Linked DNA regions of Mus musculus: regions 1 and 3 are each linked to region 2. A link is a loop called in an ENCODE intact Hi-C map of the cell type or tissue named here. Cell type or tissue: gastrocnemius. All regions are shown on one strand.

Region 1 (8,000 bases), 120 kb before region 2:
GGCGAGCTTGAGGTTTGAGAGTCCCCTGGAATGCCTTGAATACAGCCCCTTACCTCTGTCCCAGCTGGATTCTTTACTGTTGTAAGCTTCCACCCAGGCCTCTGGTTGGATGCCTTGAAATCACCACCCCCTACAGAGCCACCAGCTACTGTCCTGGAGCCAAGATATGTTTGTACAGTGCCAGGGAGGCTCAACAAGCTGGATATGCAAGCAGTGGCTTTAGGAAAAAGCTCTGAAGCCACCAAGAAAGAGCAGTCCTGGAGCTCAGGCAGCAAAAGCACAAAAAAAAAAGGGGGGGGGGCACAAGTCAGAGCTCTAGGGTTTGGCTTGAGTCACAGACCTTATCATGAGCTTGGTTATTAGTCCGGGGTACAACTCTTCTGAGAAAGGAGGGGCAGAGGCCATGGGCACCACAGGATTATGTAAAGGCTATTTGAAACTATTTAGGCCAGCAACGACAAGCCTATCGGCAACTATGGTGGAACACAGACCCTTGGTAAGAGCAGGACACACAGAAATGTGCAGTGAAGGTGAGAAGACTGTAAAGCACTACTCAGGACACAGATCAAAGTCCAGGGAGCAAATACCTCATGTCTCTTAGAATAGTTACTACCAAAACCAGTAAAACAATTTTGGCCAGGAGGCAGAAAAGTTGGAACCCTGGAGTATTGTTGGTAGAACTATAAAATGGTATAGCCATCATGGAAAAAGTACGGAGGGTCCTCTAAAAATACAAAAACAAGAACAAAAAAAATCCCTAATATATGAGCAAATTTACTAACGGTAATTTATTCAAAGGACTCTATGCAGGGTCTCCAAGAGATATTTGCATATACATTAACAGGTACCAGTAACCCGTGTGTGTCTCCAATTAATGGATAAACACAGTGGGCTGTTACACATACATCAGAATATTACCAAGTCTTAAAAGGAAATCCTGTCATCTTACAACATGGATGGATATTGACATTGCATTAAGTGAAACAAGCCAGTCACTAGAAGATGAGTATGCTGCTTCCATTTACAGCAAATCTCTAGAGGAATCAGATTCACGGAGGCAGAAGGTGGAATGCTGATGTCCACAGTCTAGGGGCAGGAGAAATAGGGAATTAGTCAATGGGCATAGTGTTTGTTTTGCAAGATGCAAAATGTTTGTAGCTTGGTTTCATGGCAGTATGAATGTGCCTAGCACAAGTATAATTCTACACTTTAAAATGTGTAAGATTACATGTTAGGTTTTTATTTTTTTAAAAAATAAGTATGGCAGAGATTGCTTCGTGGGTAAAGCACCTCCTGTGAAAGTCTGATGACCTGAGTCCAGAACTGCAGAAATCTTATAAAGCTTGATCCGGTAGTCCATGCCTGTAATCCCTATGCTCCTAGTGGGAAGGTGGGAGGCAGAGATGGCACAGTTCCCAGAAGCTAGCCTGACCTATGCTTCAAGGGTCAATGAGAGAGACTTCCTCAAACAAGGGGGAAGATGAGGACCAAGACAATATAAGAGTTGTCTTCTGCCTTGTGAACCATGGCACATGTGCATTCACACATGCACAGCTCACAAACACCAAATGCATGCATTGTATGAATGAGTGAATGAGGGAAGATTGTTTGTGTCTGTGTGGGAAGAATAATAATCCCAATTCATAACTGAGAAAAGCAACTTGCTCCAAGGTCACAGCCCTGGCAGGATTCAAATCAGGGCAGGTTTGGCAGATGGTGAAGTGAGATATCTCAGGTGCTGCACCAAGATGGTAAAGTGAGACATCTCAGGGTCCTGCACCAGGTAAATGTGCTTAGTCAGGTTTAATACCTCCATGCCTAGAAGCCAGACTCAGGACTAGCCAAGGAGAGCTCAGATGATTTCTATGTGCCAAGACTTCAAACCCAAATGGGTTATCTAGAAAATTTAAGAACATCTGGTGTGGCAGTTAACCTCTCAAGTCACCCCCAAGAGTCGAAGCCCTGAGCTACTTCCAGGGTACAGCAGAGGAACCTAGGTTACAATTCGATCCCAGTCTCTGTTTCTTTTGTTTTGTGTGTGTGGTTCTGGGACCAAACCTCAGACCTTGAATTAAGCACTCTAGCACTGATCTACACTCACACCCTTCTGCATCAATTAAAGAGGTGAAAAACCTACATTCACTGAAAGTGTTCAGTATAAAAACACAAAAACCAACCAACCAACCAACCAACCAACAAAAAACCACCAAGAGGTAGGTTAATACTACAGGTTCCAGACACTTAGGACCCCTTTGTGACTTTTTTTTTCCTGGAGCAGGAGACTGAACCAGCTAGGGCCTTGTACTTGCTAGGCAAGCCTCTACCACTGAGGTAAATAAACCCAACCTCAGGACCTCTTTGTGTTCTCCAGTGCCTCTATCCATTTACATGAGGGATAATAGCATGTTTTAACATTGCTAAGAGACTGGAATAATGGGTTCACAGAGAGGGCTGCGAGCTATGACTAGTGCTTAGATATTAATTGCTACTAGCAGGGTGTGGCTGTGTTGATGGCCCCACCTGGCATCAGATCATGGACAATGCTCTGTAGAAGCAGGACAAGTCAGGGGAGTAAGGTCCTCTGTGGGCCTCTGGGTGTTTCCTGGTGGCTTTGTGGTCCTGCATATGGCTGGGCCCAGAACCCAGAAGTTAAGACTGATTAAAGTGCTCAGGCTTTCATCCACTCTTGTCTCCAGGTGAACAAGGGTTTGACATAGCAGGGGATGCCATGGGATTCCACACAGCACACCACGTCCTTCCCTGACATCCTTTGGCTTTTACTTCCCTCCATCCAGTAACCTGGATGCAGATATATTACTGGTATGCATGCTGTGGCCAATGTCCAGCAGAGAAAACCCCAGTATTAGTTAGTGAATGAGTGGAGACGACAGGGTCTGGTCAGTGACCAGGTGTCTATGGGGGCTGGGGACACAGCAAAGGATTCTAGTCATAGTGGAGCAGGGAGGAGATATAAGAACAGAGGGGTAATGGAGGCAGCAGAGTCCTGGGAACAAGCTACTTGCCGGAGAACATGTGAAGGCGGCAGAGGACCTTGACAAAGCTCTGGCCAGCCCCCCAGCTGACCTACCATCTGAGTACACCTGGGCCTCAGGCCAATAGAGAAATCTCTGTGGGCTACTGACAACCTCTGCCCCAGCCCAGAATCTGCTGCACCTTCCTAACAGAAAGCACAAAGCCCTACTGGCTGGGCAGAGGCAAGAACCACAAGACATCTCTCTCCTCATTCCTACTCTGAGGTCTCTCAGGATCCCGGTTGCCCCGCACCTCCACTTGTGCCTGCCATGCCTGGCACTTCTGTCGTCCCCATCTGTCCTATGACAGGTGGCATCGATCAGCCCCAGGAAGCCTGGGTGTTTTGACTCCAGGCTTCTAGTAGACTTGGGGTCATCTCTACGGGCTTTGGGGGGATTCACAGATCAGAGCTGAACTCTCAGGAGAGTGGTCAACTCATTCCAATCCCTCATAGCTCCGTGAAAAGCTAAGGACAACTTCAACAGTCTTCCCTACAGCAAGAAAGTGGTGGTAGCCATGGGGGTAGCTTCAGGATTTGGGTTTAATCCCAAGCACGAGGCCAGTTAGGAAAGGATTTGATTTCATTCCTTCAGATGCCCAAGCCCTGGCCAGAGCCCCAGGGCACAGGAGTGAAGGCCACTGCCGCCTAGCCCCTACCAACAAAGCCTTCCTTTATTAAATAGAGATCGCGTTACATTCCATTGGAAGGAAATAGGGGCGTGGTGAAGGATATGTCCAGGTTGGATTCCCCCCGAGCCCAGTTCCCAGTGGGCTATGATGGATAAGGCAGGGTCCATGTCCTGCTTGGCCCAGCCTCTCCATCCCGTCCTACATCCAGGGCCCCTGAAGTCTGGATGGCTGCCCAGGGTTACGTCCTGAGGCTCCCCTGGTGGCACACTTTAGGAAGAAAGGGCCCAGACTTCCTGGCAACTTCAGGAACAGGGCCTCCTGGAGATGGTGTTGAAGTGGAGAGGAAGGGGAGAGGGAGGCCTCCATGCAGAAGAATGGAGGAGGGATCTTGGACTCACCTTCAGAGCACTTCGGGGCAGTTATCTCTCCACCTTGTTCAGATTGGAGACATTTGCCCTACCACTGGGGCAGTCTAATGAGGCCACTTGGAAACAGAGTGAGAAATGGCCACAAGGGGGTGCTGGTGTCCCAGGGCTGGAAATCCAGCCACCCTAGAGCAGCCCCTTTCTGAAGATGTGGCAGCAAGAGAGCATTGGTAAGCAGCAGGGGATTGTGTGAGGGTACTGGCTACTCAAGGGTCCTCTCCCCAGGGCTGAGCTCCTTGCTCCGAGCACCTTGGTCTTTGGTGCTTTCTTGAGATTCTCTTGTTGGCTACAGAGCTCAGTGGGCAAGAGGGTCATCTGATGAAGTCCAGGCCAGGCTGTCCTTTTGTCTGTCTCAGGACGGATGGGTGGTACGGGCTCAGAACTGTCTCTACAGCCTGGTTGTTTATCTGTCCTTTCAGCTTCTGGCTCAGAGCTGGCTCCAGGATTTCTTGTCTGTCTGTCCCAAGGCAGCTGTTTGCTCTAGCTCAGAGCTTACTTCAGGCCTGGGGCCATGCCCTAGGCCTCCTGGGGGAAGAAGCCAAGCTTGGCTAGTGACATGCCCTTCCGAAGCCTCATGATCTCCCAGAACATCGGCTCAGCTGCAGACAGAGAGAAGAGTTCATGGTCCCTTCACACAACTGCCCTGGCCGCCTCTCCAGTTTTGGGCAGGGCAGTGATGTGGAGACCCCTCAGCCTGGTCAGACATTCATGCACTGCACACAATTGTTTTCATAATAGGCTTAACTACACTTCTCCAGTTGCAAATGTTTTCCCACCCTGACCCCAGAGCAGTGAGCAGGGCCCAGGACGCCAGTCCCTGTGTCTGGAGAAGGGCCCTTTAAGCAAGGACTCAGGAGGCAGGAGAGCCATTTCTGGGGGCATGAAGAAGTAGGCAAGAGTCACAGGAGAGACCCATCATAAAGAACTTTGAATGTCAAAGCTAGTAACAGGAATGCTGTCTTTGTTGCCATAGAGAGATTTCTATGCAGAAGAAAAGGCAGCATGGCCAGTGATGTGGAAGGTTCGCTCTCCAGTGACACAGAACCCAGCACCAAGGAGGATCAGGTTAACTTTGTTAACCTACAGTGTTCCCCTTTTTTGGTCTTCTACTGGAGGAACCAACCCTAGATTCCTGCCTCTGCTGCTGCTTTCAAGTAGACTTGGAAGGCCAATTCTGCCAGCCCCATTCTGCCCTGTCTCTCCCTTGGGCACTATTGCTTGAAAAGACCACTAGGGGGCACTCACCATCCTGCCGAACCAGACCTTGCTGGATGTAGCGAATATAGGTGAAGAAGTTGCATACTGCGGTGATCTGTGGGCAGAATGGAGAGGGTGTGACCCACCAGGATTCCCCATACTCTAGGGGACCCCTCTGAAAGCCATAACAATAAGTCCCAGGTACCTGGCAGAGCTAAGGAATACTCTCTGACTTTAGGAGAGTTCGGCTTCCCAGGTTTAATTAGCAACAGCAAGACTCCCACTGTTCCTAAGAATACCTGCCACAGCTGCCTGTTGGCAGTGCAGTCAGTGAGACACAGACACTCACCGTGCCCATTTTACCTGTGATAAAGACTGTCAAGCGTGGCGTGAGAAAGTGGCCAAGCTGGCAGATGGAATCAGGCAGCCTGCACTAACAGCCAAGCTCTGCCCTCTGTGGACCTGCTCCTTTGGAGCAAGAAGGTCTGGGCCTGCCAGACATAAACTAGGTGCCGTGTGTAATTCCAGGGAAAGCAATTACAGTCACTTCCCTGAGCTGCCTTGGTCCATACTTGAGGACCAAGAATGGCTAGAGAGGCCTGTTGCCAAGCTCTAGTGACCCTTCACTGGCATAGCCACAAAAACTCCGCTCTTGTTATCCTGCCCAGCGGCCATCCCCAGGCCTGGCCCCCCTCTCCCAGATTCTGAGGGTTTAGGCTACATTGAGCCCATGGGCCCATTTTGTGGAGGGAATGCAAGCCAGCTCTTTGGCTAGGATGAAGGTAGCTCTGTGCTTGGGACTCTTTCTGGATCTAGCTGAAGCTAAGGCCAATTTTGGCTTGCCCCCCTTTCCCTGCCCTCATCCTGCTTCCCTCCCTCCACCAGGAAGTTCCAGAAATGTCCATGCAGGCTCTACATCTAAAGAACCAGTGAGGATGGAAGGCAGCAGGCAGCCAGACCCACAGGAGCCCCTACCCAGGGTTCTCAGGTAGGAAAGCCCTACATGTGAGGCACCCAGAGACTGGTGAGTGAAAGAAGAGGGGTGGTCCTATTGCTAGTGGAACTCACCAGGAAGCCAGAGAGGATACAGAGAGCTGGAACTGGGGGAAGGCTGCCCAAGCAGGGTAGTGTGGGAAAGGAGAGGAACACTAGCCAGGTGTGGCCAAACCTGGTGCTGGGAAGGAGAAGCAAGGCTGGGGGGTGGGGTGGGGGAGAAGGCTGGCACAACATAGTCAGTAGCTGGCAGCAGACAGAGTGGTAGAGTTTCTCCCCTGGGCTGTGTTCTCTGTCGACACCTCAGTGTCTCTAAGCAAGGATCACATACCAAACCATTAGACCCTCCTCAGCCCCAGTCTCTTCCACTACACAGCTTTGCCCAGCACAAAGGTGAAGGATGGCTGACTCACCCTGGCCCGGGAGGACGGTGAGATGTAATAGTGGCTGTCAGAGTCCCCCAGGCGGATTCGATGGTGGCAGGTACGTGCCAGGCCACTCAGGGCACATGTGCTGTGGAGAACAGAGGAAGTGTAAGGTGCTCAATGAGGGTCACAGATGCAGGGAATGTGCCCTAGTTAGAGGATGCATGGAGAGTGAGCACAGCACAGCAGACAGGCAGGCAGGAAGGCCTGGCCTCCCCGCTCCCATCTTCCAAAGGAGCCTAGGGTCAAATAAAGAGGTGGGGAAGGGCAAAAGTCTTCAGGATAAACCTTAAATGCAGCTGGAGCCATGCTCAGACCCCGTTCCTTTCCCCACATAGGCAGAGGAGCTTGGTCAACCTTATGCCAGGTATACGAGAGCCCCACCCTCCACTGCCTCGAACCCCCCCACACCTCATTACTGGGGTCTTTATGCCCAATCACCTCTTTCTCTAACTGAATTCTGGTCTGGCTGCCTCTCACATCCCCACACCAGACTTTCATCTAGCCCTGTATTGCTCACCAAGCCTCACAAGAATCCCTTTCCCATGTCATCACCTCTCCCCGCAGTCAAGCCGAGGAAACCCACTTAGCACCAAGAGCCCATCTTCCAGATTCCTGCTCCCAAACCTTGCTCCTCCACAGGCCCCGCCTCCGTGATGAACTCTCCTGGCTCCCACCCCTACACCTGAACTTGGTCACCATGTCCCCAGACTACTCAGCCCTTTCGCTTGGATTTCCTCAGCTCTTTCCAACCACTCTCTCTTTTCCCTCACTCCTTTCTTCTCTACATTATAGCCAGGCGCTTCTCCAAAGGCCACATCAAACCCATCATCTTTCCCCGTGGCTTCCAGATCACCCAGGAAGTAGTTACAGAATCCCAAGGGAAGGAACAATTAATAGTGTTTGTCGTCTCCTCCTTGACTGTAAGGCTGAATGGAACAGAGAACTCTCTTTTAAGGACGAATTAGCTGGTACCCCCTAATATACCACCCTAGTAAGTTGGTGCCCTGCCTTGCAGAGGCTCTTCATACTCTGACATCAAGCAACCCTCTCAGACTCAGCCCCAGATCTCTGCTCCATGGCTATGCCCTGACTCTGAAGTAGTGCAAACTCTAGTTCCCTGGTCTTCACTCATTCTTTTCCCTCTGCGTAAAAAGCTGACTCAAATGTTCCCTCGGTGTGGCCAGGCTTCCTTTGTGGAACCAGCCCCACTGAACAAGCTCTGGAATGCCACCTTAACTTCTTAGTTCTGCTGCTACCTCTGCTCAGGGCTGGCTGAGCAGTATGCAGGCTAAGA
Region 2 (8,000 bases):
CTCATACATACTTCCTTCTTAGCCAAATTGTACATTTTTGAAATTCACATGCTCCGTGTTTGCTCCCAATTTTCACTGTAAAACTGATTAAAGACTGTTGTACTGCAATGCTGTGCTGCCTTGAAATTTCCTCTGCCAAATAATTTAGTCCATTACTTTTCTTTGTTTTTGTTTTTGTTTTTTTTTTTTTTGAGACAGGGTTTCTCTGTATAACAGATCTGGTTATCTTAGGACTTGCTGTGTAGACTAGGCTGACCTTGAACTCTCAGATCCACCTGCCTCTGCTCAAGGCATTGACCACCACCGCACGGCTAGTCCTTCCCTTTTTGAACTCAGTCTTACTCAAATTTTCAGGACACAAACAGAATGGAGCCATATTCTTTTACAGTAATATTAATGGCTCTGGTTCAGTTCCCAATAGACCTTGTTCGAATATGAAACCCCACGAACATGGTCTTCATTACATGCATTTCCCTTAGCACTCTGGGATTCCAAACTCTCAGCAGAATGGCTCAACGAGGTTTGCTTTATGGCAGTCTAGGGTGTTTCTTCTCTCTCTCTCTCTCTCTCTCTCTCTCTCTCTCTCTCTCTCTCTCTCTGTCTCCCCACCCTCCCGCCATCATACCCATTGTGTTTGGTGCTAGGATTAAACCTTGGACTTCATGTATGATAAGGTAGCATTTGACCAACTAAGCCACACCCCTTGCCCATTCTAGGGCCTTTTCTAATTCACATTTATAAACTCATGTCCATTCTTCAGAGGGGGGTCAAAGGCTTAAGGACAACATGATCTGGCTTATCTTAGCAATGACAGCATCTCTCTCAAAGTAAATTTTGTTGTTAGTTAATTTCTGTGTCACTGTGACCAAAATACCAGATAGAGAATTGTGGGATCTTCTGGCTCCACGTGTAGACATCTTCTGTTTGGAATCCTAGATAATTTTATGCATAAAAAAATAAGGAGTCTTTCTAAAGAAATGGGCAAAGCTTACTGAATTCTATTTAGAATGATAATGGCCACAGTGAATTAACTTTAAACAGAGACATAGTTATTCATCTCTGGACTCCATTGGGAGAAGATTCTGAATGGTTGAGAAATACTGAAACATAGTTCTGATTGACAGACAGAAGATGCTTAAAAAAACAAAAAAGCAAAGGAATAGAAAGTTACCTCAAAAGATTCCTTAGTGATTAGTCAGTTTTCTGTTGCTACGATAAATTATCACTACTAAAGGCATCTTAAGCAAGAAAGGGTTTACTTTGGGCTCATGGTTCCAGAGGGACTGCGAGCCCACGGTGGCTGGAAGGCACAGCATGGCAGCAGGACAAGAACGGGAAGCAAGGCCAAGGTAGAAACCCTCAAAGCCCACCTCCTGTGCATACCCCTACCAGCACCAGCTGGATCTCTTCCATCACCTCCTCAAACAGTGCCACCAACTGGGACCAAGTGTTCAAACCCACGAGCCCTGGGGAACATTTCTTATGTTAACCACGACACTTTCCTTACAAAGGCCAAACGGAAACAAATTACTTTGTCTCCACATTTTTCTGTTCAACTCCTCTGGGTCTAGTGGTCTTCTGATGTCAGTAGGAAGAATGTCAAAGAGGAAATGAAAGCTAGACACATGTCTTTGAAGTGAGGCCTTGAGATCAATCAGACCTATAGATACAAATGGCCAATAATAAAAATGTAGTCCCACGATTTAATAATCAGGCCATGACCATTCGAATCACGAGCCCTATCTTACACAGACATCTGGAGCCTAATTCCTAACGACCCAGGGCATCTTACCAGTCTCAAGAAAAAAGTAACTTATTCCTTGACAAGTTCATACAAGCATATGATATACTCTAGCCACACCTGCCCTTCACCACCACCTTTTATCCCCCTGCTCCCGTCAAAAGCCACCAACCTTTAAGGAGAGATTTTAAAGTAATCCCTCCCTCCCTCCCTCCCTTCCTCCCTCCCTCCCTCCCTCCCTCCCTCCCTCCCTCCCTCCCTCCCTCCCTCCCTCCCTCCCTCCTTTCCTTCCCCCCCACTCGCTGCAGCTCCTGCAGCCTGGTGTGTGTTTTGAGTGTCCTTATGTAGCTCTAGATGGCTTGGAACTCTTGTTGCAGCCTGTGAGAAGACAACAAGAAATAACAGCTAGCCACATGCTGGAAGTGGTAATAGATGGGAACAGAATGAGGAAGTAGTCCGTCTGCGACACGAGGCTAAGGAGTGGGTTAAGATATGCCTCAAACTGGAAAGATATTTCAGTTTCTGATTTAGGGAACAGGATTTATTGTTTATCTGTTTAATATTAGTGGAACTGGGGATTAGATTCACATGTTAGACAAGCACTCTACCACTGAGATACAGCCTTGGGCATAGTGTAACAGGTTATTAAAATATTTTATTTGAAGCCAGGCAGCCAGGCACACTTTTAATCCCAGCACTCAGGAGAGAGAGGCAGGCAGATCTCTGAGCTGGGCTTGAGTGTTTGAGCAGGCATGTTTTCGAGCCTCCTCTTTGCTTATGCTCCCTGGGAAGAGGACAGGTTTTTTTTTTTGTTTGTTTGCTTGTTTTGTTTTTCATCTCCCTGCCCCTGTAATGTGCCCCTCAGAGAGGCATGACTCACTAAAGGCTCTGCACAAGGACATGACCCATGTTTTCAAGGTCCTGGGCTTGGTCTAACAGGTGCATAAGTTAACTCAAGAATATAGTTTATTTTTTAAAAAATTGTTTATTTACCTGTGTCTTAGGGTTTTATTGCTGTGAACAGATACCATGACCAAGGCAACTGTTTTAAGGACAACATTTAATGGGGGCTGGCTTACAGGTTCAGAGGTTGTTCATCATCATCAAGGCAGCGGCATGTAAGTGTCCAGTCAGGAGTGGAGGAGAAACAGAGTTCTGCATCTTCATCTGAAGGCTGCTAGGAGAAGAATGGCTTCTAGGCCGTTAGGACAAGGGTCCCAAAGCCCACACCTGCAGTGACACACTTTTTCCAACAAGGCCACACCTACTTCAACAAGGCCACCCCTCCAAATAGTGCCACTACCTGGGCCAAGCATATACAAACCATGATAACATGTATAGGTGTTTCTATGCTAGGATGTCTCCGCACATGCCTGGCACCTGCAGAAGCCAGAAGAGGGCGTCAGATTCCCTGGAACTGGATGGAATTACAGACCAGTGAGTGGTTGGCCATATGAGTGCTGGGAACTGAACCAGGGTCCTCTGGAAGATAATGTAGTGCTCTTAAATGCTGAGCCATTTGTTTATCGCCGCCCCTGTCAAAGGTTGCTTATGGACTTGTATTGCTCATACAAGAAAACACTTTTTTTTTTTTGGTGGGGGTGAGGATGGTGAGATGGGCGGCGGTAAGCCTGTGACAGGTTTTGGGAATTTCTAAGTAGGATGTAGGAACAGCAGGTATTCTAAGGGAATGTATATTTTCCTGAAAAGGCCACAGTTGACTGGAAGTTGTTAAAAACCTGAGGTTGTTGTCCCTGGGTGGGCTTGAACCATCAACCTTGCCGAATGCCTTAATTGAGCCACAGAGACAGTAAGGGAACTGTGTGTGTGTGTGTGTGTGTGTGTGTGTGTGTGTGCACGTGTGCCTATATTTAGGTGTACCCAAGGCCAAGCAAATAGAGCCTCACTATGGAAGACTTCTGGAGTAAGATCTTGTGTCTGATAGCAAGTTAAGCCTTTACCCCCAACAATAGTTTGATTTTCAACCAGGGGTATGCTAACCTAGCATGTGGGAAACACAGAGGAAACACAGAATTCAAAACACTGCAAACAAGAAAAAAAAAACTAACAAAACTCCCAAACAAACAAACAAACAAACAAACAAAAAACAACAACCCCCAAATACTGCAAACAAGACAAAAAACAAAACAACCCCCCCCCCCCCCCCCCAGCAAACCAAACCAAACCAAACCAAACCAAACCAAAAACAACCAACCAACCCAAAGACAAAGCTTTCCTAGAACCACAGTGGCTGGCCGGCCTTGTCCTCTGGCTCCCTCAAGTGGGCATTCAAGCAATTGCATTTACTGTCTATGAAGGACTAAGGATATTCAGTAATGACTTCTGAAAGTACTACTTCACAAAAGAAAGTGTGGCAGACTAAAGAGAAAGGGACAAGGCATCAGGAATTCCAGTACATGAACAATAGCTGAGATATCTATCCCACTTGTGAACACACATAAAGGCCAGCAATATTGTAATTAATTTATTTTTCCTTCTTTGAGACAGGGCTTATGCTGCTCAGGTTAGCCTCTAACTCACTCTGTAGCTGAGGGCGATCCAGAACTTCTAGTCTTCTTGCCTTCACCTTCAGAGTGCTGGTATTACAAGCATTTGCCATCATGTCCATTTTTATTCATATTATTGAAGTGTCTTAAATATCATTTTTAGATCTTAAAACTAATCAAAACTATCTCCACAATATTATTCCTCCAAAACACAAACTATTTCTCTTTTGCCTTGGAGGTAAAAATAAAAATCAGGATGCTCTTTTTTTTTTTTAAAAAGATATATGTAATAATACTGCTGCAATTGATATATGTACCCACTAACATATAGAGTATTATGTGTTTTGATTAAAACTGGTATTATGTAGTATCATTGTAAAGATCTCGCTCATGTGTATGTTTGTGTGTGTACGCTTGTGACTGAACCTAGGACTTCACTGTACCAAAGAGCGACACAACTCCAGCAGCTATGAGCATAAGCAGCAAGATGATATGATAGGTCCCGTGGCACATGGTGTCATCCCAGCACTTGGGAGGTGGACGCAGGATCAGGAGTTCAAAGTCGCCCTTGACTTGACTGCAAAGCAAGTTTGAGGCCCACCTATTAATTCAGCTCTTGAGAGGCAGTGGTTGATGGAGGCTCCCGGGAGCCGTGGGCTACGGTGGGTGAATGCACTCACAGTGTATGTCTAAGAGAGAGACGCTGCCTCAACATGTATGGTGGAGAGTGGTTGAGGAAGACATCCATGTCAACCTCTGGCTTCCACATGCACACACACAAGTACATGCATTTCTGAACATCGGCTTAGGTCTTGGTGTGTCTGAACACACACACACACACACACACACACACACACACACACACACACACACACACACAGAGGCAATCACAACATAAGAGAGGAATGAATAAAGTGCTCCCTGAAGACTGAGGTTGGGGTATTACGTGAAAATTCTAGTGTAGAGGTAGGCCACCTAAAGTGTTGGTCATAGAGACTCCTGAGGTCCTCCCCACAATATAGGAAATAGCTGCTGCTGTTGGTTGCTCATGAAACTAGATGGTAAGACCCTATGGCTAAAGACACCATATCCACTGGAGGACATAGAGAAATCAAGCTGGACTTGAACTAGAATACTGAGCAGCCAGGCAAGGTGAGTCTGTTGTGGAAGTAACCAACTACTTTCCAATTTGATCGGAAGCCTGCTCCACTGGAAAGTATTCACACATGGCTCTGTAGACCCAGTTAGAAAGTATGTGTCTGAGGCGGCCAAAGGCCCTAGTGGGGACACTACTTTGTGACTTTGCTAAGCAACCTCCTAAACTACTGTTTATGCCCATGGACTGCTACTGCTATCAGTTTCAGTCAGAGAACTTCCTTTTTGTAGTGGTCACTGGTGATGGCAGAGACTCATGATGGTCAGAGTACTAAAAACAAATGACCGTTGAACATGTGGTCACAAATGGGACACACTCATCATGCCCACCAAGGTCCAAGAGACACTTTGGGAGAAGAAGAGAAGGAGGAGGAGGAAGAGGAGGGGGAAGAAGAGGAAGAAGAAGAGGAGGGGAAGAGGAGGAGAAGGAGGAGAAAGGGGAGGAGGAGAAGAAGAAGGGGGAAGTTTGAGAAAGGAATGGAGAAGATGTGTGAGCTGCTGACTTCCAAGATTTCTCAAGGGTTTCTAGCCCAGCCCCGAGGTTGTGTGGGTCTGTCCATGGGTCAAACCAAGGGACACCTGCTGGACACTGTGATGTGCATTATCAGCTGCTCTACTAAGCAAGTGACATTGCTCTCTGCAGTGACAACTCTTTTGGGAGAAGAATTCTAGTCCCCGTCCTGTCTTTGGAAACATGCTTCATGTCGAGTGGTAAGAACACTGGTTCTCAGAGAATCTGGGTGAGGGAAGTCACACAGCACTGCTTTCTGTTCTCCACTGACATTCAGCTGTCTACCCTCAAATGTGACTTCCGTCTTGTACATTGCATCAGATAGCATTGCCAGATCAGGGCACTGTGACATTCTTGGTTCTATGCCCTACCGGGTTCTATAATTGACATTTATTTTTATTTTGCTTCATTTTCCTTTATTTTTGACACAGGGCCTCATATATACTAAACCGGCCTTGGATTTGCTATGGAGTTGAGTATGACTTTGAGCTTTTGATCCTCCTGCCTCTGTTTTCAGAGTGTTGGGATTACGCCATGTTCAGCTCTATAACTATTTTTGAGTCCTGGAGTTAGTAGTCTTATTGGTCTGGACTCAGAAAACACATAGAAACATCAGAATCCAGTTAGGGAGAAGTGCCAGTGCTCTACAGAATGGCAGGTGACTAAAGTTAATAGCAAGTCACTGCAGATGCTCAGAATATCTACAAGAGGGTGTCTGAATATTCCCAACACACACACACACACACACACACACACACACACACACACACTCAGACACATGCATACAAACACACACTTACATACCCACACATGCACTTACACAGACATATGAATACTCACATACACTCAAACTCACATATACACATGAGTACACACTCACACATACACTCAGACATGCACACACATAGACAATACACTTGCACACACAGACACAGGAATACTCATGTACACACAAACACATGTGAGCACACTCATACACTCAGACATGCATACACATACATTCAATATACTCACACACAGACACAATACTACACACACACACACACACACACACACACACACACACACACTTACTTGGGATGGTGGCAGTGTGGATTTTCCTGATCTGGTCATTACACATTGCATACAAATGTGTCCATAGCTCATTGTAGAATTATCAAATGGGATGAAGGAGGGAAGCCGAAGAGATGACTCAAAGGTTAAGGTTACTGGTTGCTCTTCCAGAGGCCCTGGGTTGGATTCCCAGGACCATGCAGTGGTTTATAATGGTGTGTAACTCCAGCTCTAGGGAAAGTGATGCCCTCCCCTGGTCTCTCTGGGAGCTAGGCATACATGTGGTGCACAGATATACGTGCAGGCAAAATAGCCATACACATTTTTTAAAAATCAAAATGTGGAACTGGATGTAGCGAGTGGTTTATGCCTGTAATCATTAACAGTCAGGAGGTAAAGACTGAAGGTTCTGAAGTTTAAAGCTACACAGTGAGACTCTGTCTAAAAACAAAACATAAACCAAAATAATCTAAATATAGATACAACATTTTAATAAATTTTCCTGCTCTAAAAAAATCCAAAGTTCACCAAACTGGAATTAAAAAAATTTTTTTACTTGTTTGTTTATTTATTTAATATATGTGAGTACACTGTCACTCTCTTCAGACACACCAGAAGAGGGCACTGGATCCCATTACAGACGGTTGTGAGCCACCATGTGGTTGCTGAGAATTGAACTCAGGACCTCTGGAAGAGCAGCCAATGCTCTTAACCGCTGAGCTGTCTCTTCAGCCCCCAAACCAGAATTTTAAGGAACTTAGCTTAGATTCAATTGAGATAACAGATTTCATGAAATTTAGTGGACTCTTATTCTGATTAGGGTTTTGCATGATCTAGCTCTGATATTACAGGGTTGCTGCCAGCTCATCTGCATGTTAGTACCCACACAAGGGAGTAGATGGCTCTGGATTGTACCCACCAAGACCAGACCCTCAGATTCTTAGGAGCTTCCTCTTACTGTACTGCTAAGAAAACTGACTTTGACAACGGCCATTTCTGCGCACATTACTGAATTTTCATGCGCTAGAAAGTA
Region 3 (8,000 bases), 75 kb before region 2:
TGGTATCTGGCACTTTAAAAATTAGAATTTATGCCGGGCAGCAGTGGCGCAGGCCTTTAATCCCTGCACTTGGGAGGCAGAGGCAGGTGGATTTCTGAGTTCCAGGACAGCCAGGACTACACAGAGAAACCCTATCTCGAAAAACATAAACAAACAAACAAAAAAACCCACAAAAAATTTAGAACTTAATTAATTACATTGTCTGTTTTTAGATTTTTAATTTTTATTTTACATGTATGAGTGTTTTCCCTGCGTTTATGTCTGTGTACCCTGTATGTGCCTGGTGCCTGTGAAGGTCAGAAGGAGGCACTGGGTCCTCTAGAACTGGAGTTATACACGGCCTGTGATGTCACATGGGTTCTGGGAACTGAACTCTTTGCCAGAGTGACAAGTACTCTTAACCAGGGAGCCATTTCCCCAGCCCCAATTAAGTAATTCTTGGGGACAAGTCTTGGTAAGTAGCCCTGCCTGTCCTAGAACTCCCTATGCAGACAAAGCTGGCCTCAAACTTGCAGTGAGGTGCTCTTCTTGTCTTCTGCCTCCCAAGTGCTAGGATCACAGGCAGGAGCCACTATGCCAAGTCAGGACTTTATTTTATTTTTAAGACAAGATCTTTCTATGTAGTCTTGCCTGTCCTGGAACTCTCTGTATAGATCAGTCTTACCTCAAACTCACAGAGAACTGCCTGCCTCTGTCCCTCTGTCCCTCTGTCCCTCTGTCCCTCTGCCCCTCTGTCCCTCTGTCCCTCTGCCCCTTTGCCCCTCTGTTTCAGCCTCTGTGATTAATGCCTGGCTAGAGGTTATTTTTTAAGAACATGTTTGCATAAAAATTAAACAGCTGATTAAACACTTGAGAGATTTCTCATCTGTGCCCATTCCAGCCTCTGCTTTAAGTGAAGCACAAATGCACGCTGGCATGTTTGTTGCTGCAGTCAGTGAGCTTGCCTTGTCACACCACTGTCACTAGAACGTCATAGTTGCCACCAGGGTTCATTCATGGTGTCCTACACCCTGTGGGTTTGTACAGATGCATCTTACATGATATGTAGTACTATTAAAATACCATCAAGAGCCACTCCATGGCCCTAAAACTCGATGCTCAGCCTAGCCATCCCTCTCGGTGTGTGTGTGTGTGTGTGTGTGTGTGTGTGTGTGTGTGTGTGTGTGTGAGAGAGAGAGAGAGAGAGAGAGAGAGAGAGAGAGAGACTGTGCCTGGGTTCATTCCCACATGTGGTGTAGAGACTGAACCTATGAACTTACATGTGATAGGCAAGCACTATTCCACTAAGCTACAAAGCCCTCTACCATATAAATAAATAAATTTATATACAAATAAATATATAACAAATTATACATATGTGTGCATATATATATATATATATATATAGAGAGAGAGAGAGAGAGAGAGAGAGAGAGAGAACCAAGCACTTGTTTGGTGGAGCACCCCTTTAGTCCTAGGACTCAGGAGGCAGAGGTAGGCAGATCTCTCTGAGTTTACAAAGTGAATTCCAGGATAGCCAGGGCTGTTATACAGAAAAATCCTGTCTCAAGAAACTAAATCAAATCACCAAAACACTCTTTGTTTCTACCTGCTTTTATTTATTTGTTAAGATTTATTTTTATGTGTATGAGTGCTTTGCCTGTATGTATGTATGTATGTATGTATGTACGTATGTGTACTTGTGTGTATTGCTCAAGGAGGCCAGAAGGGGATATCAGACACACACGGTCCAGAACTGAACTTAATTTGGTTCTAAGTGCCATGTGGGTGCTAGGAAACTCAATCTGGGTCTTCCACAAGAACAACAAGTGCTCCAAACCACTGTCCCTTGGCTTGTTTAAAAGTGAAGAACTGGGTATGTATCTTAGTGGTGAAGTGTTTTTCCAACATGAGCAACAGCTGGGTTCCATTCCCAGTGTGGCAGTGGCAACAATAGACCGATAAACACACACACACACACACACACACACACACACACACACACACGCTAGAAGTGACCCGTTCCAAGAACCTATCTCAGTCAGAGAGTGACCCTGGGCCAGACCAGTGAAAGGGTAAACACCCAGATGCCCAGTTCATCCTACCTCCACCCTCCCCAGTCGGAAGTAGGGACACATTCTTAGCCATTTCCTCTCAATGCCTCACCCACGCCAGAATGGTTCTCTCGAGTGATCAGCAGCTGTTGTTTGAGAAGCTGGCTCTGTACTGCGACAGCTACATTCAGCTCATCCCTATATCCTTCGTTCTGGGTGAGCGCCCCCTTGCGGCTGTTCGGGGTCCGGTGGCCTCTCCCTAGCTCCTGTTACACAATGGGCGGACCTCCACCAGGGGCGGAGAGTGGGGTGAGGGGGGCCAGTGGCCTTAAGGGCTGGCCCACACACATCAGGAAGACGGAGAAAGCAAGGGTTCACCGGGCGCTAGTCTCTGGCCACAGCCTGGCCCCTCCCCGCTTGTACCTCCTCCTTCCTCCTCCCCAGGTTTCTATGTTACATTGGTGGTGAGCCGCTGGTGGAGCCAGTACGAGAACTTGCCGTGGCCCGACCGCCTCATGATCCAGGTGTCTAGCTTCGTGGAGGGCAAGGATGAGGAAGGCCGTTTGCTGCGGCGCACGCTCATCCGCTACGCCATCCTGGGCCAAGTGCTCATCCTGCGCAGCATCAGCACCTCGGTCTACAAGCGCTTTCCCACTCTTCACCACCTGGTGCTAGCAGGTTGGCAGTATCTGGAGTGGGTGGGCCCGCAGGGCCAAGCCTAACCGGAGACGGGGCCTGAGACTTGACAAGGTGCTGGGTGGAGCCAGAGTCCCCTGGGCTTGAAGAGGGTGAAGTGGGGCAGGGCCCGTGGGGTCAGACTGGGGACAGAATTGGGCAGGTCAGAATCAGGTGCTCAGAGTAGGGCAAGGCCAGAGTAAACCAAAAAGGGAGGGATTTGAGAAAGGGTCAAGCACCCTTCAGGGATAAGGGAAGATGTGTGGGTTTGGGAACTGATGGGTCTGATCTCCGTTTTCCTGGCTGGATGGCTTGACACGCGTCCCTAGCTTCCCCTTGATTTGGCCAGGGCCTGACTCTGGCTAATAACAAAGCCCCCCTCTCCTCCCACCTCCTGCCCCATGGGATCCAGAAGAGCACCCAACTGGGACTCAATAATTTTGTGCGTTGAAGCAAACATGGTAAAAGAGCCCTAGGGGACTGGGCTGGCTGGGTTTCCTGGTGCAGCCCACTTCTTCTTTAGAGTTACCTGTTGCCTTGTCCACTCTGCCCGGCAGGTTTTATGACCCATGGGGAACATAAGCAGTTGCAGAAGTTGGGCCTACCACACAACACATTCTGGGTGCCCTGGGTGTGGTTTGCCAACTTGTCAATGAAGGCCTATCTTGGAGGTCGAATCCGGGACACCGTCCTGCTCCAGAGCCTGATGAATGTGAGCCCACACATGGGATGCAGTGGGAAGGGTTGTGGCTTCCTTTAAAGAGAAGGCTGGAGGGTCTTCCCACACTGCCCGTCCTGGTAGTATATGATATTTCAAACAAGATTCTACAGCCCACGGTGGCTCCTCTCCAAAACTCCCTACTGCCTCCTCTCTGAGTGAGCCTATGATGTCCTGGCTCCTTTTTGTTAGATGAAGCCACTGAGACACAGGTCTAGGGAGCTGCATATGGCCACACAGCCAAAGCTGCTCCATTAGTGCCATTGCATTGTATCTGGGGAAGAGCAGTGGGAGGGTTCTGCGGTCGGCACCTCATCCCCCTTTCCCGCCCATCAGGAGGTGTGTACTTTGCGTACTCAGTGTGGACAGCTGTATGCCTACGACTGGATAAGTATCCCATTGGTGTACACACAGGTAAGAACTGTGGGAAACTGCAGCTGTAAAGATGCAGAAAGCACTCTTCCCTAGAGACTGAATACAATCTCACAGGCCTGGACTTGGAAGATTCTGTGCTCCTGCCTGGTCCAGCCAGCAGGGGGAGTGCTATCGTCTTGGTCTTAAAGGGGAGCTGGCGATGGAGGGGTAGAGCTCATTGGGTGGTGCTTGCCATGCATGCATGATTCCCTGGGTTTGATCTTCGCCATTGCATGAAACTGGTCATGGTGCCACACACCTTTACTTCTACCCCCCTGGATCTAGTGGCCTGAGTGTTGTGTTTTAGAAAAAGATAAGGAGAGAAGGAATATGTTCTATGGATGTGTAGTCAGGTGTGGGGGAAGGGGGTGCCTCCATGGGCCCATGCTGAGGCATCCCTTCCCCATGAGGGACCAGCCACACAACGATGGTATAGTATAGAATAGAGTTATTCAGGGCATGGGGAGGGGAGTTAAGAGGGTAGGAGAGAGAGAGAGAGAGAGAGAGAGAGAGAGAGAGAGAGAGAGGAAGAAGAGGAGGAGGGAGGAAGGCCAGCTATGAGTACTCAGAGAGAGAGGGGAAAGGGGGATGGGGAGAGAGGGGAAGGGGCAATAGGACAGAGTGGGAGCAAGAAGACAAGAGAACAATAGAGAGAGGAGGGGGCAAGCAGCCCCTTTTATAGTGAGTCAGGTACAACTGGCTGTTGCCAGGTAACTTTGGGGTAGAGCTTAGACAAAATGCTAACACAGACAAAGGATCAGAGGTTCACTGTCATCCTTGGTTATATAGTGAGTTTCATACCAGCCTGGGCTACATGAGACCTTGTCTCAAAAAGTAAAAGTAAACAAACAAAATACACACACACACACACACACACACACACACAAAGAAGGGTAAACAGAGACCCAGTCACAAAAGTGTGGAGGTCAGAACAAGGCTGTAGACACAAAAGCTTTCGACCATGGTCCCTGCTTAGCCCTTTCTGCTACACGTGCCTTTTCTCCTTCCAGGTGGTGACAGTGGCAGTATACAGCTTTTTCCTTGCATGCTTGATCGGGAGGCAGTTTCTGAACCCAAACAAGGACTACCCAGGCCATGAGATGGATCTGGTTGTGCCTGTCTTCACAATCCTGCAATTCTTATTCTACATGGGCTGGCTGAAGGTGAGACTCACTGCATACTACCCTCCCCCATAGCGTGGGCATGGCCAAGGGGTCATGGCCAGCAGCCACTTGGGAGAGAGACAGGCAGCTGCAAAGTATCTGGTTGCGTATATCACACATGCATGAGCATACATACAGAAACTATTCTGTCCCCCCACACACCACACCACACACACACACACACACACACACACACACACACACGAGAGAGAGAGAGAGAGAGAGAGACACTCTAGTTTCAATATACCCTCTCCCAGTTCCCTTTGCTTTCTAAAGACTCCACTAAATTATACTTTGATGACTGAAATTATCTGAGGGTACCTCACTAACTATCAGGATGTTGCCTGGACCCACAAAACAGATATCACCTCTGTGGAGCTTTGCTTGAGTATTTTAGATATCAGTGTCCAGGAAACTCCCCTCCTGGCCACTCTAGTTCAGCCCAGCCTCAGCATTTATCTCTAACCTCACAAAACAACAGATACATGCATATTGGAAGATAGATAGGTGAACAAAAATTTACATGGGTGAGATCAAGGTAATGACTCTGCTGTGTGACATAGGAGGGGACAGTTTGGTCTTCAGGGACAGGCGGGCTCATGAGGGAGAGGCAGAAGAGTAGTATGTGGGCACCCCATTGGGAGTGGCTAGGGCCCAATACCGTGGCCATGAAAACAATTGTTAAGGAGGAAGGGCATCATGAGGGGGGCCAAAATGGGAGGACCCAAGGCTTGGGGCTGCAAAGCAGAGTAACAAAGTTCTCAGAGCGTCACTCCTCTCCCCACCTCTAGGTGGCAGAACAGCTCATCAACCCCTTCGGGGAGGACGATGATGATTTTGAGACTAACTGGATCATTGACAGAAACCTGCAGGTATAAGGGGGTGTGCAGAGACTGTGTCGTATACCCTTCTCAAAGAGGGGTCCAAAGAGGGGACCCAGCAGTTTCTCAGGGAGACCACACAGTGAAGTGTCTTCCCCTCCTCTAACGTCAGCACCTTTCTCAGCCAGTCATTCACTCACAGGATTCTCACCTCGACTTTGGAGACTGCATCAAGCATCAGTGTCTTTAGTGACACGGGAGGGGAAACTGGGGTGCAGAGGGAATTAACGGACAGTTCCTGAGGCATCCATCGGGCAGGCTCATGGTCCTGCCTGAGCTGTCCAGTCTATTGGCTACCACTTCGGTCCTTGGCAACCAGGTGTCCCTGTTGTCCGTGGATGGGATGCACCAGAACTTGCCTCCCATGGAACGTGACATGTACTGGAACGAGGCAGCGCCTCAGCCGCCCTACACAGCTGCTTCTGCCAGGTCTCGCCGGCATTCCTTCATGGGCTCCACCTTCAACATCAGGTAGACAGTGCCAGGGGACTGGGTGGGAAGTTTTTTAAGTGTAAGCAATTTGGAACAGCTCTTATTACTACACTGGGTGCCCAGTAAGGGCTAGCCAGTGGACTGTGCTCTTCACAGACATTAATTTTTTCCCCTCCCAATAACCTTTGTTTGCTGTGTCTACTCTTCAGACAATTAAGTACAGGTTCATAGGGACTAATAAAGTTGCCCAGCCCAAAGGCACATAAGTGACAAAGGACACATCTGAGCCAGCTATCTGGTTCTAGCCCCACATGCTTCCTACTTATTTTTGATTGGTTTTCTTGAGTCTCACATAGTCCGGGATGGCTTCAAACTCACTATGCTGGGGAGTGAGAGGCAGGCACTGTTGCTTTGGCTTTGGTGTTTTGCTTTGTTTGAGACAAGTCCATTACTATGTAGTTCGGGCTGCCTTGGAATCCCTGACTAGCCCAGGCTGGCCTTAAATTCACATCCAGTGCTAGGAATACAGGTGGGAACCATCACTATGTGCGATACTTTTTTTTTTTTTTAAAGACAGGCTTCTCCACATAGTCCTGAATGTCCTGGAGCTCACTAGGTAGACCAGGCTGGCCTTGAACTCACAGAAATCCTCCTGCCTCTACCTCCCTTAAATCCTGAGATTAAAAACAGGCTGTGTTCCACCACACCCAGCTACCTCCATACTCTCCACTACGCTGTTAGACCCTCCAGTCCAATCTCTCCTGTGTACAGACCAGAGAGACTTTTCCAGGGGTAGTCAGCGATTGATGATGCCATGAGATGCCAAGGCTGGCTTTCTAGCTCTGACCAGAGAAAGTAACCTTTGCGTGGACATGGAATTCTAGGAAGCCTGGGGTGCAGGAGGAACAGTATTTGTAAGGGAGTCCCAATAGGAGAGAGGGCCTCCTGAATAGATTGTCCTACAAAGACCTCCTTACACCCACAGCAGCCGAAATTTCCTCTGTACAATCCCATTTCATCCAAATTCCCCCTAGATACAGTAGGCCGGATGGGCCTTCCCACACAGTCCTCTGGCTGACAGAGGTAAGCAGGCTCTGGAGTGTCTAATGTATTTGTACACTGTACTAGACCGCTCGCTTTCTGCTCTTTTATGAGCCAAAGAGTTCATTAAGCTGAAACAAGAAATAGGAACATTTTGGAAGATGTTTTTGAACCTGTTTCATCTGAACATCACACACACACACACACACACACACACACACACACACACACACACACTGAACCTAGTGTGGCACTGGGTGCAGGTCCTGCATTCAGGGAATGTGCAAGCTAGTAGTGGAGTAGGCTGTAACTCATGGCCAAAGACTGGGCAGACACAGAACAGAAGTTGCCTTTGGCCAAGAGGTGACCCCCTCCTTGGCCTGCAAGTAGATCTTAGAGCCAGGGGAGTTTTGGATGTGGGCAAGGGGCCCACCCTGAGGAAACTTTTTCTTACAGATTAAAGGTCCTGGGGCCTCAGGAAGTCTGCTGCCAGGAAGCCAAAGGCCTTTTAGTGTATGTTACTCCCCAGTGGGTAACATAAGTTCTTTGTTCCTGCTCGGCCTTATCCGAACAGGCTTCACCAGGAGTAGAAATTCCCATTGCCCGGAGGGAGATGTTCAGGAAGGTTGCCTGATAAAGATTA

The links. A loop is a pair of places that touch in the nucleus more often than their neighbours do. Peaks named below come from ENCODE experiments on the same cell type or tissue, not always from the same donor. Only the 100,000 strongest peaks of a DNase experiment are listed, where the experiment ranks them.
Region 1: it touches region 2 in a loop (5-fold over the local background); 29 of 42 quality-filtered maps call a loop at or near these places.
Region 3: it touches region 2 in a loop (8-fold over the local background); 40 of 42 quality-filtered maps call a loop at or near these places.

Annotation. Positions count from the first base shown.
Region 1 is chr19:10,031,144-10,039,143 of GRCm38, reverse strand. It overlaps Rab3il1 (RAB3A interacting protein (rabin3)-like 1), which reads right to left. Exons shown (of 10, transcript NM_144538.3): 8 at 6,692-6,791; 9 at 5,334-5,400; 10 at 3,558-4,687. The coding sequence ends at 4,605. Among named protein-coding and RNA genes, the nearest start is that of Fads3, 6.4 kb to the left of the region's middle. In gastrocnemius, CTCF peaks have their summits at 4,173 (motif pointing right) and 5,314 (motif pointing right); DNase peaks (open chromatin) are centred at 3,873, 4,181, 5,312, 5,764 and 2 more places; H3K27ac peaks cover 1,031 bases.
Region 2 is chr19:9,912,158-9,920,157 of GRCm38, reverse strand. No RefSeq gene overlaps it. Among named protein-coding and RNA genes, the nearest start is that of Gm50340, 16 kb to the right of the region's middle. In gastrocnemius, a CTCF peak has its summit at 4,037 (motif pointing left); a DNase peak (open chromatin) is centred at 4,021.
Region 3 is chr19:9,987,477-9,995,476 of GRCm38, reverse strand. Best1 (bestrophin 1) reads left to right here. Exons shown (of 12, transcript NM_011913.2): 3 at 2,155-2,249; 4 at 2,478-2,711; 5 at 3,266-3,420; 6 at 3,763-3,840; 7 at 4,851-5,003; 8 at 5,795-5,875; 9 at 6,204-6,355. Among named protein-coding and RNA genes, the nearest start is that of Fth1, 8.8 kb to the right of the region's middle. In gastrocnemius, CTCF peaks have their summits at 2,270 (motif pointing left), 3,949 (motif pointing right) and 5,782 (motif pointing right); DNase peaks (open chromatin) are centred at 2,267, 2,711 and 3,965; H3K4me3 peaks cover 1,138 bases; H3K27ac peaks cover 2,017 bases.